Regions from separate parts of the Homo sapiens genome. Here region 1 is linked to region 2. Evidence: read pairs that join two places in POLR2A ChIA-PET (ENCODE). Cell type or tissue: Panc1. All regions are shown on one strand. Links, peaks and the distances in the headings refer to the core of each region. The heading gives the core; the rest is flanking DNA.

Region 1 (2,911 bases), core at 295-2,794, 330 kb before region 2:
CGCCACCCACCTCTCCTGCAGGCTGCGACCTGCAGTGGCCCGTCTCAGGCCCTGCTCACTCCCGGGGCCACCAAACGGGCCCCTCTCTCGGGGGAACCGGACAGCAGCTTGGCAAAGGCCTCCCTAAAAGGCCGCATTTCTGACCTGAGCCCCGGGTCTCGGCTGTTTCGAGCCCCGCCTCGGACTTGCCTTCCCTCCCCTCCGGGTGAGCCTGTCTGGCGCCTTCCTCGCCCCGGGCTGAGAGCTGGGTCCCGGGAGATGGAAGCCTCCCAGGCGCGCGAGGCTTCCCGGGCGCTCTGAGGCTTCTTTCTCCTCGCCCGCTCCCCTGGGCTCAGCTCGGACGCTGCAGTTATTGACCTCCCGGTCCCGCCTGCCCGCCCTCCCCCACGTGGCCCCTTGACCCGGGCGGCCCCGCCGCTTCTTTCCTTCCTGCAGTTCCCAGCCCTCGGAGCCCCCATCCCTTATCTTACCCCCACCGCGCTCCCCCAGGAGCGCTCCCTCAGCTCTCTCCTCATCCATCACCAGTGGAGTTTTTTTATTTGTTATTTTTTTAAAAGTTTAGGTGCCTTTGCGGATGACCTCATTTTGACGTTGAAAAAATGATTTTTTAATATGTGAACACTGCAAAAATGTGTTTAAATTATCTTTTTTAAAACCTATTCAGGATTATTAGCCTGGACTTGGACACAGAGTTTGTAAATAAAGGTGTCTGTGCAGATTTTCCCACTGATTTATTTGTATAAAAATACTCATCTTTTCAGACTTTTTTGTAAACCCCCAGTTGTGAAAACTGCAGTTTAGCAGTGACCTCAGCAACCCCTCCTTTTTATTTTTTCCTTTAAAAACATTTCAGTTAAATTAAGCTACTGATTTGGATTTGTTTTATCGTATCCTAAAGTCTTTGTTGTTGAAATGAAAGGTATTTTGGGGTTATTTATTATGAAAACAACATGCTCTTAATGTTGATTTTACAATATGAAGAGATTATTTAAATAAATTATTGTTTTCATTGGATGTGTGCGCTTTTTTCTTGGTGCCAGGGTCCGGTCAGTCACGTGCTCAGAGCTCAAGCCGCTGCCCAGGCCGGGAAGCCAGCCGGCCGAGAGCTACGTTTACATCTTTCCGAGGCTGCGACACCGCGAGGTGCGGCAAGGAGAGGACAGGCGCGCTGGGCGTGGGGCCGCACCGGGGGTTTCACGCCCCGCCCCCTCCCGAGTCCCCGCGAGGGATTCTCCGGCCGGCGGCGGGGTGACTCACTCAGCGCGGAGCGGCTCCAGCCTCCGCCTGCCCTGCCCCTCCGGCGCCGGCGCCACCGCCCCCGCGCCCGCCTAGATGGCCAGGCTCGGCACCCCAGCCGCCGCGGGGGACCTCCTGTCAGGGACCTGAGCTCTGCAGCAGCCTGAGGGTCGGAACCCTACTTTGAACCTTCCCCTCCGTTTGTCCCACCGCCCTTCGGGACTGAACTGAGAGCTCTGTGAGTCACCCTCGGGAGGCATGGCTGGCTGCTCTGGAATGCAAGCCGACCCCAACGACACGGGGCCGTGCTCGAGCGCGCGCAAACACACAATCACACACTGAGCACACTGTCACAGGCCCATCTATACTAGCACACACTCACCCATACTGATACACACTCTCACAGTCACACTCATGCTCAAATATTCTCAGGCGCACACACAATGACACACACTCGAACACCGTCACATCACACACTCATACTCCATCACACTCTTACAACACTGACACACGAAGTCATGCACACTCGCATTCATACCCTTACACACTGATAGACAAACTCACATATGCACACTCATGTATACTTACTCACAGACTTATATACACTGGTATGAGAGTGGCATCTTTCCACTTCATACTCTTGGTGGGGGGGATGTCCACACACCACTGGGCTCTGCTTTCTACCTTGGGCCCCACACAACCAGCTTACAACTTTGGAGGTGACCCTGCTTTCTGGCATTCCCTACAAAGGCCAGGGGTTGGTGGTTAATGAAGGTCCCTGAAAGTGCTAGGGCCTTTCCCTGAAAGTGCTAGGGCCCGCAGTTGGAAGCTTCCTGGCTTCAATCACTGACTGTGTGACCTTGGGGAACCCATTTAACCACCCTGTGTTACAGTTTGCAGATCTGTAAGATAGGAGAAATATTAACAGCTATAGCTTGCAGTTGTGAGCATTTAATGAGGCAACAGTGTAACAGTGCCTGGCACATGGTAACAACTCACTAAATTATATCTATTTAATATTTAGTATTACTGTTTTTTCACTACCCCCAGAGAGGGGTATGAAACCCACAGTTACCCAGAGGCTTTCCAACTTCACTTTGTGTGGAAGAGCAACATCCTGGGGCTGGGAAAGCCCCTTCCTACCTGGGGTTTGAACCTCAGCCATGCCCTCTGAAGGGATTCTCCCCTACTGCAGAGGGGCTGGGTGCCAGCCACAGAGCCCCGCCTGCCAGGTCCAGGCTTCGTCTCCTCTAGGATGAGGCCATCTGTGCTGTGTGTCTTCAACTTATCTGCCAAAACCAGACACGGGGCGGAGGTGACTTTCTGGGCTCAGTGGCATCATCCTGAGGAGAATCATGACTTTTCTGAGCAGATTGCTTTGGGGCCTTCTCTGAGTCTGGTTTACAACCATGCGGTCCAGAGAGTTGCGGCTTTGGAAAAAGCAGGGGGGCTACACGATCCAGTGTCCCATTGCATTTTTGCATTGTTTTCCCAGGCTAGGGAGGCCTGGGTTGAAGCCCATTGACCTATGATCCTGGGTTTCCCTAAGCAACCGCTGCCTGGCAGACCCCCATCCCTGTCCACCACCCGCACCCCAGCTCCAAATTCTGTGGGTTTTGTTTCTTTTTTTTTTGTTTTTTTTTTCTTTTTAGTGCCACTAACTGGTGCCAGCCTT
Region 2 (2,911 bases), core at 100-2,599:
GAGATTGGCTTATTCTTTTGTTTTGACTTTGTACTGTCCATGTCTGGTTTGGTGTCCACTGCATTTTCCATCGTTTTCTAGTTTCTAGAATAGCTGTTACTAAAGCTCTAGAAATTGTGCCTTTAAAGCTTATGTCTTTCAGCCAGGCGTGGTCGCTCGTGCCTGTATTCTCAGCACTTTGGGAGGCCAAGGCAGGCAGATCACTTGAGCCCACCAGTTCGAGACCAGCCTGGGCAACATGGCGAAATCCTGTCTCTACAAAAAAGCACAAGCATTAGCCAGGAGAGGTGGCATGTACCTGTGGTCCCAGCTACTGAGGCTGAGATGGGAGAATCAGTTGAGCCCTAGAGATAGAGGTTGCAGTGAGTTGAAATCGTGACACTGTATTCCAGCCTGGGTGACAGAATGAGACCCTGTCTCAAAAAAAAAAGCTTACGTATTTCAAGGGAGTAATCTTTGGTAACCTTTTCAACTTCTTTTTGGTTTACTGGTCTATTTAAGTTTTTACTTCTTAGATCAACTTCACCAATTTATATTTTCCTTAGTTTTTCTTCTATATTGTCAAGGTTTTCAAATTTATTAACAAAGGTATATGCTGTATTGACTTAACTTTTGGAAAAATTCAAATGTATACAAAGTAAACAGAATACTGTAATATTTACAATTTTTACTCATCACGCAGCTTCAAAAATGATCAACTCATAGCTAATCCTGTTTCAATTATACTTCATCCATGTCTCTTCCACCCTTACTGAATTATTCTGAAACAAACCCCAGATATCAGATCACCCAGAAATATTTCCTTATATACCTCTAAGTGTTAAGGACTTTTGAAAAAAATACATAACACCACCATTTCCCCAACTCTGTCAGTCTCTTTCCTTCTCTCTCTCTCGCGCATGCATGCACACACACACACACACACACAGACATACACATATACATGCACAGTTTGAATCAGTATCCAAGTAAAGTCCATACATGGAATATAGTTGATCTCTCTCTTAAATCTAACACTACCATTTCCCCAACTGTGTCTGTCAGTCTCTCTTTCCTTCTCTCTCTCTCACACACACACTCACACAGTTTGAATCAGTATCCAAGTGAAGTCCATACATGGAATATGATTGATTTCACTCCTAAATCTCTTTTTAGTCTTTGGTTTCCCTCTCCTCCTCTTTTTTACTTGCACATAAGACTTCAGCCTGTTTGTCCTGTAGTTTCCTACATTCTCAATTTTGGTGATTGCATCCTTGTGGTGGTGTTTAGCTGTTTCTATTTCCCTGAATTTTCTATAAATTGGTAGTTATGTTCTAGAGGCTTGACAGCATTTATGATCAATTTTTTTTTTTTTTTTTGGTAAGAATACTTTGTGGAGGCCGGGTGCGGTGGCTCATGCCTGTAATCCCAGCAGTTTGGGAGGCCGAGGCGGGTGGGTCACGAGATCAGGAGATTGAGACCATCCTGGCTAACACGGTGAAACCCTGTCTCTACTAAAAAATACAAAAAATTAGCTGGGTGTGGTGGCGGGCGCCTGTAGTCCTAATACAAAATTAGCCTACCACCATGCCAGGCTAATACAAAAATTAGCCTGGCATGGTGGTAGGTGCCTGTAATCCCAGCTACTGGGGAGGCTGAGGCAGGAGAATGGTGTGAACCTGGGAGGCGGAGCTTGCAGTGAGCCGAGATTGCGCCACTGCACTCCAGCCTGGGCGACAGAGCGAGACTCTGTCTCAAAAAAAAAAAAAGAATACTTTGTGGGTGTGTTACGTGTACATCCAAAAGAAGGCACAGAATAATGTCTCTTTTGGTAACTAGCAGCCTTTGATAATTACCTTCAACCATTATTTCATCAGGAGTTGCAAAATGGTGGTATTCTATTATATCTTACATATTAGCTGAGATACTTTTATAAAGAGAAACGTAACAATTATTTGGTTACACAGAGGGGAAAAACAGGATAAATGCTTGATTTTTTTGTTTTCAAAATATTTCCCCAGCATCTTCCAGAGATGAACAATGAGAATTTCTTTGAGAAGTGTCAAAGAATTAAACATATTTGATATGTTTTAAACCTTTGGATTTTTTTTTTTTTTTTTTTTTTTTTTTGAGATAGAGTCTTGCTCTCTCACCCAGGCTGGAGTGCAGTGGCATGAGCTCAGCTCGCTGCAGCCTCGACCTCCCAGGTTCAAGCGATTCTCGTGCCTCAGTCTCCCAAGTAGCTGGGATTACAGGCACCTACCACCATGCCAGGCTAATTTTTGTATTTTTAGTAGAGACAGGGTTTCACCATGTTGGCCAGGCTGGTCTCCAATTCCCAACCTCAGGTGATCTGCCCGCCTCAGCCTCCCAAAGTGCTGAGATTACAGGTGTGAGCCACCATGGCCGCCTGGTCTTTTTTTTTTTTAATACTCAAGTTGTCTCATCTTCGGCCAGTGGGAGCCTCTTGCAATTAACTTCTAAGTCCTACCGATATTACCTCAGGATTTTTTTTTTTTTTTTTAAGAGATGGGGTCTTGGTATGTTGCTTAGGCTGGTTTCAAACTCCTTGGCTCAAGTGATCCTCCTACCGCGGCCTCATGAGTAGCTAGGACTACGGATACATGCTACTGCACCTGCTGGTTTTTTGTGTTTTTTGTTTTTGTTTTTTTGATTTTTTGTATAGACAGGGGTCTTGCTTTTAGGTTGCAGTTTCCACAGTTACTTTTGCACCAACCTAATATATTGCTCAGGTTGGTTTCAAACTCCTGAGCTCAAGCAGTCCTCCTGCCTTGGCCTCCCAAAGCACAGGGATTAGACATGAGCCACTGTGTTTGGCCCTCAGGAATCTTTGATAGCTTCCTAGCTTTCCAGTATGACAAGATGCTCCAAACTCTTCCTTTTATTTCTTGCCAAGACCAGATATTAGTAA

Evidence for each region. Peaks named below come from ENCODE experiments on the same cell type or tissue, not always from the same donor. Only the 100,000 strongest peaks of a DNase experiment are listed, where the experiment ranks them.
Region 1: POLR2A ChIA-PET joins it to region 2 with 12 read pairs; 3 of 35 experiments call an interaction of 5 or more read pairs at or near these places.

Annotation. Positions count from the first base shown.
Region 1 is chr2:172,097,541-172,100,451 of GRCh38, reverse strand. DLX2 (distal-less homeobox 2) reads left to right here. Exons shown (of 3, transcript NM_004405.4): 3 at 1-1,014. Among named protein-coding and RNA genes, the nearest start is that of DLX2, 3.9 kb to the left of the region's middle. RefSeq lists a silencer at 1,110-1,339. In Panc1, for the core only: no CTCF peak of the experiment used is centred there; no DNase peak of the experiment used is centred there; H3K4me3 peaks cover 1,535 bases; H3K27ac peaks cover 2,416 bases.
Region 2 is chr2:171,765,157-171,768,067 of GRCh38, reverse strand. No RefSeq gene overlaps it. Among named protein-coding and RNA genes, the nearest start is that of DYNC1I2, 79 kb to the right of the region's middle. RefSeq lists a silencer at 883-1,083. In Panc1, for the core only: no CTCF peak of the experiment used is centred there; no DNase peak of the experiment used is centred there.